2 separate regions of the Homo sapiens genome follow, and region 2 is linked to region 1. A link is an interaction called in ENCODE POLR2A ChIA-PET data of the cell type or tissue named here. Cell type or tissue: PC-9. All regions are shown on one strand. Links, peaks and the distances in the headings refer to the core of each region. The heading gives the core; the rest is flanking DNA.

Region 1 (5,377 bases), core at 138-5,137:
TTTGAACTCCAGACCTCGTGATCCACCTGCCTCGGCCTCCCAAAGTGCTGAGATTACAGGTGTGAGCCACTGCGCCCGGCCAAGAATGAAATTCTTTTTTTTTTTTTTTTTTTTGAGACGGCGTCTCGCTCCCTGGCCCAGGCTGGAGTGCAGTAGCACGATCTCACTGCAGGCTCCGTCTCCCGGGTCCACGCCATTCTCCTGCCTCAGCCTCCCAAGTAGCTGGGACTACAGGTGCCCGCCACCATGCCCAGCTAATTTTTTGTATTTTTGGTAGAGATGGGGTTTCACTGTGTTAGCCAGGATGGTCTTGATCTACTCTTCTTGTGATCCGCCCACCTCAGCCTCCCAAAGTGCTGGGATTACAGGCGTGAGCCACCGCGCCTGGCCAAGAATGAAATTATTAATTGATATTTACCACAAACTGACTGTAATTTTTAAACAGAATTTAAAAATTGTGTCTGCTGGCTACTGTGTGTTAGATTGAATGTGGGTAACTCTGGGTATTAGCAAAGTTTCCTTGTTTTGATTTTAGACTGTAATATTTTCTCGAAATCACTTTTTCTTTAAAAGTGTAGGCCAGGCATGGTGGCTCGCATCTGTAATCCCAGCACTTTGGTAGACCAAAGCAGGAGGATTGCTTGAACCCAGGAGTTTGAGAACAGCCTGGGCAATATGATGAGACCCCAACTCTACAGATTTTGTTTTGTTTTGTTTTGAGACAGAGTCTCGTTCTGTTGCCAAGGCTGAAGTCCAGTGGCTTGATCTCGGCTCACTGTAATCTCCACCTCCTGGGTTCAAGCAATTCTCCTGCCTCAGCTGTCTGAGTAGCTGAGTACAGGCGTGGGCCACTGCACCTGACTAATTTTTGTATTTTTTTGTTTTTGTTTTTGAGACAGAGTTCATTCTGTCGCCCAGGCTGGAATGCAGTGATGCGATCTCAGCTCACTGCAACCTCTGCCTCCTGGGTTCAAGCAATTCTCATGCCTCAGCCTCTCTGGTAGCTGGGATTACAGGTGTGGCCACCATGCCCAGCTAATTTTTGTAATTTTAGTAGAGATGGAGTTTCGCCATGTTGGCCAGGCTGGTCTTGAACTCCTGGCCTCAAGTGATCCACCCGCCTCAGCCTCCCAAACTGCTGGGATTGCAGGTATGAACCACCGTGAGTGGTCCCCAAATATTTTTAAATAAAATTTTTTTCCTGTAATCCTAGCACTTTGGGAGGCCGAGGCGGGTGGATCACAAGGTCAGGAGATCGAGACCTTCCTGGCTAACACAGTGAAACCTCGTCTCTACTAAAAATACAAAAATTAGCCGGGTGTGGTGGCAGGTGCCTGTAGTCCCAGCTACTCGGGAGGCTGAGGCAGGAGAATGGTGTGAACCTAGGAGGCGGAGCTTGCAGTGAGCTGCGATCACACCACTGCACACTCCAGCCTGGGTGACAGAGCGAGACTCCGTCTCAAAAAAAAAAAAAAAAATTTAAAGTTAAAATTGTATTTAAATTTTTGTTTTTTATTTTTTGAGACAGAGTCTTTGCTCTTGTCTCTCAGTACAGTGGCGCGGTCTCAGCTCACTGCAACCTCTGCCTCCCAGGTTCAAGCGATTCTCCTGCCTCACCGTCCCGAGTAGCTGGGATTACAGGCACACACCACCACACCTGGCTAATTTTTTAATTTTTAGTAGAGACAGGGTTTCACCGTGTTTGCCAGGCTGGTCACAAACTCCTGATATCAGGTGATCTACTTGCCTTGGCCTCCCATAGTGCTGGGATTACAGACGTGAGCCACTGCTCCCGGCCTTAACCTGTATTTTAAAAAAAAATTTATTTTATTAGAGACGGGGTCTTGCTGTGTTGCTCAGGTTGGTCTCAAATGCCTGGGCTCAAGCATTCCTCCAGCCTTGGTCTCCCAAAGTGCTGGGATTACAGGCATGAGCCACTGAGCCCGGCCTAAATTGTATTTTCTTTTTACTTAACTCTTTTTATAGATTCAATTAAATGTTTGCTTCTACCTAAATCTTAAGTAGTTAGGGTCCTTGGGAGTAGATAATGTATTTAGTAATTATTTATTTTTAAGAAGAAATTAGAAATCTACACCTAAAGTGAATTTCTGGGGTAGAAAAATCTGGGCCCTACTAGAACCATCTTTGCCTCCCACACCAGGAAAGCCGGCAGTAAGTACAGGTGCTGGTATATTGGCAGTGCTAAAAAGTTGCATGGGAACTACAGGAAGTCTAAAATGACTCTTAATCACTTAGCTGTTTCTGGGCTACAGGAAAAAGGAAATGAATATTACTTTGAAATCTTACTGGAAAAGTGGCTAAACTGGTTTATGTAGGTAAGTTTTTGTAAGCAGACAAAAAATTTCTAAGTGCAGTCTTCTCTGTATAGGAAAGCTAAGTCAGAATTAGGTAATATTTTGTTGTTTCAATAGATACTAATATTTTGAAAAATATAGTTACTTGTTATTGAGTATATCAGAAGTTAATTATTATATCAATAGTTGGTTTTTTAAGTAGGCTGGTGATATTTGCCTCATGGTAGGTCACTGTGGCATTTCTGGGTGTTAGGATGCTGTTACTCCTTAAACCCTGAAAAAGTGAAAACATTAAAGATTCCTGTCAAATGGGTACTAACGATTCTCTTCTGTGTGTGAGATATGTTGCTAGGTATGGCGTGTTAAAGTATAAAACAGAACATTTATGTGTGTCTATGTAATAAAACATAACATTTGGAAAAGATTATGTTATATGGAGTTCTATACTTTTTCTTCAATTATTTGCTTGGTCTTTACACTATAAAGTATTAATTAACATTAGGGTGTAACATTTTTAGCAGTGGAAATGAGGACTGGTAAACATTATTTAATAAACATCCTAATTATATTTAATATATATCATAGGCTGGGCATGGTGGTTCACGCCTGTAGTCCACACACTTTGGGAGGCCGAGCCAGGCGGAGTCCTTGAGCTCAGGAGTTTGAGACCAGCCTGGGCAAGATGGCGAAACCCTGTCTCTACAAAAAAAAAACATAAAAATTAGCCAGGTGTGGTGGCTTACGCCTGTGGACTCAGCTACCTGGGAGGCTGAGGTGGGAGGATCACCTGCGTCTGAGAGGTGGACGCTGTAGTGAGCTGAGATCATGCCACCAGCCTGGGTGACAGAATGAGAGCATGTCTCAAAAAAAAAAAAAAAAAAAAAGTGTGCATGTGTGTGTGCTTGTGTGTGTGTATCATAGCCTGAATGAGTATACTCCTAACTCATTTGGAATGGTATTTCCTGGAATATTTTAGATGGATTCTGTACCCTACGTTCTTTCATATAGTAAGGTGTATGTACTGGAAACAATAGAAAAAACATTTTCAAAGGCTTGATGTTTTAGATCATTGAAAAAAATTTTTTATCTATGTTATTTAAAGAGGCAGGGTCTCATTCTGTTGCCTAGGCTGCAGTGCAGTAGTGTGATCATAGTTCACGGTAACCTCAAACTTCTGGGCTTAAGCAATCCACCTGCCACAGCCTCCCCAGTAGCTAGGACTACAGGTGTGTACCACAGTGCTCAGTAATTTTTATTATTTTTTTAAATTAATTAATTTTTTTTGAGACAGAGTCTCGCTCTGTAGCCCAGGTTGGGGTGCAGTGGCATGATCTTGGCTCACTGCAACCTCTGCCTCCTGGGTCTGGTTCAAGCAACTCTCCTGCTTCAGCCTCTGGAGTAGCTGTGATTATAGGCATGCGCCACCATGCCCAAGTAATTTTTGTATTTTTAGAGACTGGGTTTCACCATGTTGGCCAGGCTGGTCTTGAACTCCTGACCTTGTGATCCGCCTGCCTCAGCCTCCCAAAGTTCTGGGATTACAGGCGTGAGCCACCATGCCTAGCCATGCTTGGTAATTTAAAAAATTTTTTTCTAGAGATGTGGTCTCACTATGTTGTCCAAGCTGGTTTTGATCTTCTGGCTGCAAGCAGTCCTCCTGCCTCGGCCTCCAAAAGTGCTGGAATTACAGATGTGAGCCATCACTCCCAGCCTGAAAAAAAAATTAAATGTAGAAAATTTGGGTTCTTGGTATCTTGCAAGAATTTGCTTTAAAATTATTATAATTTTTTTTGAGACAGGGTCTTGCTCTGTCACCCAGGCTAGAGTGCAGTGGCTTGATCATGGCTCACTATAGCCTTAACTTCCTGGGGTCAAGTGATTCTCCTGTCTCAGCCTCCTGAATAGCTGGGACTACAGGCGTGTACCACTACACCTGTCTAATCTTTGTATTGTTTTTGTAGAGACAAAGTCTTGCTGTGTTACCCAGGTTGATCTTGAACTCTTGTTCTCAAGTGATCCTCCTGCCTTGTCCTTCCAAAGTGCTGGGATTACAAGTGTGAGCCACCATGCCCCGTGTTTAAAATAAAGTATATGTGTGCTTTTAGAACAATAAAAACATTATATATATATGTGTGTGTGTATATGTATATGTCTTTTTAAACATTGACAAAAATTGTATGTATTTATGGTGTACAAGTTGATATGGAATGGCTAAATCAAGCCAATTAACATGCATAACCTCTTACATTTATCATTTTTTTTTGTGATGAGAACATTTAAAATCTAATCCCTTTGCAATTTTGAGGTATACAGTAGATTATTATCTGTACTCATCATGATGTAGTCATCAGACTTGTATCTCCTAACAGTATTTGCTTTTGTTAATTAAAAATTTTAAATAGAAACCATTTAGAAGAAATTTATTTTAGTTTTCTAGTTAAGTCAATTTGTAGAATATTCTGTTTCCAGGTCTTTTCATTAAAGACATTTATTTGGATTGGTAATTTATCATTGGTTAAGTTAGGCTATGCTGATCATTATCACAAAGTATACATCGTATGTGATGCTTTACAATTTCCCTTTAGAAGAAGCTAAATATTCTTAGTTAAGTAAATAAATATCTAACTTCCAGCTTTTTTCTTGCTTAATATCAGTTTTCTGAATTTCAATATAGAGATGCCAGTCATATGTCATTATTAAGAAACTAGCCTTTAAAATGTATGACTGTTGCTCCTTCTTCATTTCCTTATGGTTGTTTAGTTTTCTGGGCTGAGGATAAGTCATCAGGCCAAACCTTTCAGTGGAATGTGTTTTGCTATATGGTTAGAAGACAAGCTGAGCTGCTCAGATGTCATAGTGACCTGAAAGAGGCAGCTTCAAAAATTACCTCTTAAATAGTTTTTGTTTAATACTAGAATCTTTTAGTGATCACTATAGATCAGAATTTGTATTTACCAATCCAAGAATGGAACAATTAGGTTTTTCATCTGCTCTCTACATTGACTGTGCCCAGGATACCGAAGTCAGGTATTTAGTTTTTACGTTTGTAAAGCTCTGATGCT
Region 2 (5,377 bases), core at 276-5,275, 84 kb before region 1:
TGCCTCAACTCCTGAACTATGGGTTTCTTTTCCCAGTTTATAAGGCTATTTAAAATCTTCTTTAAAACTATATGCCAGGCGCGGTGGCTCACTCCTGTAATCCCAGCACTTTGGGAGGCCGAAGCCAGAGGATGACCTGAGGTCAGGAGTTTGAGACCAATCTGGCCAATATGGTGAAACCCCGTCTCTACTAAAAATACAAAAGTTAGCCAGGCGTGATGGTGGCCACCTGTAATCCCAGCTACTCAGGAGGCTGAGCCAGGAGAATTGCTTGAACCCGGGAGGCAGAGGTTGCAGTGAGCTGAGATGGCGTCACTGCACTCCAGCCTGGGTGACAGAGTGAGACTCTGTCCTTAAAAAACAAACAAAAAAAATAGCTGGGCATTGTGGCAGACACCTGTAATCCCAGCTACTCAGGAGGCTGAGGCAGGAGAATCGCTTCAACCCAGGAAGTGGAGGCTGAGGTGAGCAGAGGTCATGCCACTGCACTCTAGCCTGGGTGACAGAGTGAGACTTTGTCTCCAAAAAAAAAAAAAAAAAAAAAAAAAAAAATGGGAATGAAGGAAACAGAAAATTAGAACACCACAGTAATAATTGCTGCAGATAAAGTCCACTGATGAAGCTAATATTAGTGGGCAAAACTCTAAGGAGGACCAGGATATTTACATAGCATCTAAGTATAAACCTCCAAATATGCATTAATTATCTTGTTTTTAACATATGTCCCCAAATGTTTTGATACCCCTCCCTCCACAATGGAAAGCTTAATTCTCCTTCCCTTAAGTGTGGGCTGATTTAGTGGTGCACTTCTAACAAATCATGCAGGGGTCAGCGTAGACCCAAATAGGAAATATATTAGGCTGTTTAAGCCATATGATCTCTTTTGCAACAACTCACCCCTACTGATGTAGCATGAAAGCAGCCATAAAAAATATGTGAATGAATGAATGTGGCTGTATGCCAATAAAACTTTATTTATAAAAACAGGCAGTGGGCTGGATTTGGGCCTCCAGCCATGGTTTGCTGACCTCTAGAATAGCATATGAAAAAGAAAAAATAGTAACTCTGCAGTGAAGAAACTTGGCAGACACTACCTTAACTGAGTGATCAAAGTTAACATTACCAGTAATAAGGAATACTGAAGTGTTATCAGTGAAAAATGGCAGAGTAAGGAAATCCAAAAGTTTATCCCTCCATAAATGCAACCAAAAGGTTGGTTAAAACTGTTAGAATTGGCTGGGCACGGTGGCTCACGCCTGTAATCCCAGCACTTTGGGAGGCCGAGGCGGGCTGATCACGAGGTCAAGAGATCGAGACCATCCTGGCCAACATGGTGAAACCCTGTCTCTACTAAAAATACAAAAATTAGCCACGCATGGTGGCACATGCCTCTAGTCCCAGCTGCTCGGGAGACTGAGGCAGAAGAATCACTTGAACCTGAGAGGCAGAGGTTGCAGTGAGCCCAGATCGTGCCACTGCACTCCAGCCTGGCGACAGAGCGAGACTCCATCTAAACAAACAAACAAACAAACAAAAAACAAAAAAACTGTTAGAATCAACTTTTCAGAACTCTAGACACTAACCAAAAGGCCTGCAGCAGCCAGTGAAATGTTTTCATAAAAAAGACAGCTGATTCTTAGTAAGAATAGCAAGCTTTGTAGTATTTTAACTTACCCTGGTCCCATCCCCAGGTTAGCAGTGAATTTGGAGAAAATAGCTACAGTCCCAGTATAGGTACCAGTACTAGAGGGAAGAGAATGGACCTAATTCGCAAGAAATTGTTTTTGTTTTGTTTTGACCTGTATGGTGGCTCCCTGGAGGACTTTCTCAAGTGCTTACCTTTATCTTTGTTTTGACCTGTATGGTGGCTCCCTGGAGGACTTTCTCAAGTGCTTACCTTTATCTTGTCTAACTTGGAACTCTCTAGTGGTGAGTGTGGCTACCCAAGGAGCATTTGTTGAAGATATTTACAGGCAAATGTTTTGGTTATTGCTGCCTGGGGCATTGGATAACAGTTGGGGCAAACAATAGACTAATATAAAGCTTGGGAGAGAAGACTGAAGAATGAGATGCTTTGGAGAAGAAGGACTTTGAAAAACTGACATATCCCTGGGAAACCGGAAAGCCACTTGCATGCCGAGGCCTATGCACATGTTCAGGAAAGATCTGAGAATGCCCTAAGTGTTCTGGCTGATCTTCAGGCTCTTCACAAGCATGAAGCAAAGGCTAAGGCAAAGAGCTAGATTCCATCTAAAAAAAAAAAAAAAGATAGAGCAGACAGAAGAAAATATCAATGAATTTAAAAATAAATCAATTGAGATTATCAAGTCTGAGGAACAGAAAAAGAAAAGAATGAAGATATATGAAGAGAGCCTAAGTGAACTTCTGGAGTTCCAGAAGGAGAGGAGAGGAAAAAAAGGAGCAGAAAGAATATTTAAAGAAATAATGGCTGAAAACTTGAAAACTTTCTAAATTTAATTTAAAACATTGATCTATACATCTGGAAAGCTCAATAAAATCCAAGTAAAATAAACTCAAAGAGATTCACACCAAGACACATCGTAGTCAAATTGTTATAAGCCAAAGGCAGGAGAGCGAATCTTGAAATCAGTAAGACAATGGTGACTCATCACAAGCTGGGTGTGGTGTGCATGCCTGTAGTCCCAGCTACTCAGAAGGCTGAGGTGGGAGGATAGTTTGGGCCCAGGAGTTCGACTTTAGCTTGGGTAATATAGTGAGACTCCATCTCAAATTTAAAAAAAGAAAGCAGCTGGGCATGGTGGCCTGTAATCCAGCAGCAGTTTGGGAGACTGAGGCAAGAGGATCACCTGAGGGGCCAGGAGGTCAAGATCAACCTGAGATACATAGTGAGATCCTGTCTCTCCAAAAAAAAAAAAAAAAAAAGCCAGACTCAGTGGCATGTGCCTGTAGTCCTAGCTACTTGGGAGGCTGAGGCAGAAGAATTGATTGAGCCCAGGAGTTTGAGGCTGCAGCAAGGCATGATCATGCCACTGTACTGAAGCCTGGGTAGCAGAGTGGGACCTTGCTTCTTTAAAAAAAAAAAAAAAAAAAAAAAAGTAGGCTGGGCGTGGTGATTCATGCCTGTAATTCCAGCACTTTGGGAGGCTGAGGCAGGTAGATTGCTTGAGCCCAGGAGTTCAAGACCAGCCCAGGAGTTCAAGACCAGTTCAAGACATGGTGAGGCCCTGTCTCTACAAAAAATACAAAAATTAGCTGGGCATGGTGGTGCATGTCTGTATTCCCAGCTACCCGAGAGGCTGAGGTGGGAGGATTGATTGAGCCTGAGAGGCCAGGCTATAGTGAGCCATGATCACTGCACTCCAGCCTGGGTGACAGAGTGAGACCCTGTCTCACAAAAAAGAAAGAAAGAGAAAGAGAGAAAGAGAAGAAAGAAAGAGAAAGAAAGAAAGAGAAAGGAAGGAAAGGAAGAAAGAAGGAAAAAGGAAGGAAGGAAAGAAGAAAGAAAGAAAAAGGAAGGAAGGAAGAAAAGAAAAGAAAAAAAGGAGGGAGGGAGGAAGGAAGGACTCATCGTGTACAATGGATGCTCGATAAGATTAACATCCTATTTCTCATCAGAAACCATAAAGGCCAAAAGGCAGTAAGATGACATATATTAAGAGTGCTGAAAGAAAAAAACACCCCCTGTCACCCCAGAATTCTCTATCTAACGAAACTATTCTTCAAAAATGAAGGAGGGAAAGAAGACATTAAAACATTCTAAGATAAAGACTGGAAGATTTCATCACTAGTAAACCTGACGTATAAGAAATCCTAGGCCAGGCACGGTGGCTCACCCCTGTAATCTCAGCACTTTGGGAGGCCGAGGCAGGTGGATCATCTGAGGTCAGGAATTTGAGATCAGCCTGGCCAACATGGTGAAACCTCGTCTCTACTAAAAATAAAAAAAACTTAGCCAGGCGTAGTGGCACGCACCTGTAATCCCAGCTACTTGGGAGGCCGAGGCATAAGAATTGCTTGAACCTAGGAGGCAGAGGTTATAGTGAGCCGAGATTGCGCCACTACACTCCAGACTGGGCAACAGAGCAAGACTCTGTCTCAAAAACAAAAAAACAAAAAAGGAAATCCTAGAGGAGGTCTTTCAGACTGAAATGACAGTAGACAGTAATTTGAATCTACATGAAGAAATAAAATAAACCATTAAAGGTAACTCCATAGGTAAATATAAAAGGTAGCATAAATGTATTCTTGTTTAATTTTGTTTAATTTTTTCCTATCCTATTTAAAAGATAAGTACATAATGCAGTAATTATAAACCTGCATTGATAATGCACACAATGTATTAAGATGTATTTTGTGTGACAATAATAGCACAAAGAAGGAGAAAGGGAACCAAAGCTATATAGGAGCACATTTTTTGTGTAATAATGAAATTAAGTTGGCATTTATCTAAACTAAGTTGTTATTAAATAAGATGTTAATTGTAATTCCCAGGACAATGACTAAGAAATTAACTCAAAATATAGTAAAAAGGCTGGGCACAGTGGCTCATGTCTATAATCCCAGCACTTCGGGAGGCCAAGGTGGGCAGATCACTTGAGGTCAGGAGTTCAAGACCAGCTTGGCCAACATGGCGAAACCCCATCTTTACCAAAAATATAAAAATTAGCTGGATGTCATGGTGCATGCCTGTAGTCCCAGCTACTTGGGAGGCTGGGGCAGGAGAATTGCTTGAACCCAGGAGCAGAGGTTGCAGTGAGCTGAGATTGTGCCACTATACTCCAGCCTGGGTGACAGAACAAGAATCTGTCTCAAAAAAAAAAAAAAAAAAAAAAAAAAATTAGTATTCTTCCTAATATGCTTAACTTCAATTTAATCATGAGAAAATGTCAGACAAACTCAAATTGAAGACTATCCAACAAAATACTTAACCAATACTCTTTTTTTTTTTTCTTTTTTCTGAGATGGAGTTTCTCTCTTGTTGCCCAGGCTGGAGTGTAGAGGCATGATCTCAGCTCACTGCAACCTCCACCTCCCAGGTTCAAGGCATTCTCCTGCCTCAGCCTCCCGAGTAGCTGGGATTACAGGTGCCCACCACTATGCCTGGCTAATTTTTGTATTTTTAGTAGAGATGGGGTTTCACCATGTTGGCCAGGCTGTTCTTGAACTCCTGACCTCAGGTGATTCGCTCACCTCTGCCTCCCAAAGCGTTGGGATTACAGGCGTGAGCCACTGCGCCCGGCCAACTTAACCAATACTCTTAAAATAAATAAATAAATAAATAATTAAAAAAAAATCAGGCAATGGGCTGGGTGCGGTGGCTCACGTCTGTAATCCCAGCACTTTGGGAGGCCAAGGTGGGCAGATCACCTGAGGTCAAGAGTTTGAGACCAGCCTG

The links. ChIA-PET counts read pairs that join two places held together with the same protein. Peaks named below come from ENCODE experiments on the same cell type or tissue, not always from the same donor. Only the 100,000 strongest peaks of a DNase experiment are listed, where the experiment ranks them.
Region 2: POLR2A ChIA-PET joins it to region 1 with 16 read pairs; 9 of 35 experiments call an interaction of 5 or more read pairs at or near these places.

What each region holds. Positions count from the first base shown.
Region 1 is chr10:103,168,349-103,173,725 of GRCh38, reverse strand. The region is part of intron 3 of NT5C2 (5'-nucleotidase, cytosolic II); the gene reads left to right. Among named protein-coding and RNA genes, the nearest start is that of NT5C2, 22 kb to the left of the region's middle. In PC-9, for the core only: no CTCF peak of the experiment used is centred there; DNase peaks (open chromatin) are centred at 2,285 and 5,055; H3K4me3 peaks cover 331 bases; H3K27ac peaks cover 4,805 bases.
Region 2 is chr10:103,252,396-103,257,772 of GRCh38, reverse strand. No RefSeq gene overlaps it. Among named protein-coding and RNA genes, the nearest start is that of RPEL1, 9.2 kb to the right of the region's middle. RefSeq lists an enhancer at 2,518-3,017. In PC-9, for the core only: no CTCF peak of the experiment used is centred there; a DNase peak (open chromatin) is centred at 2,632.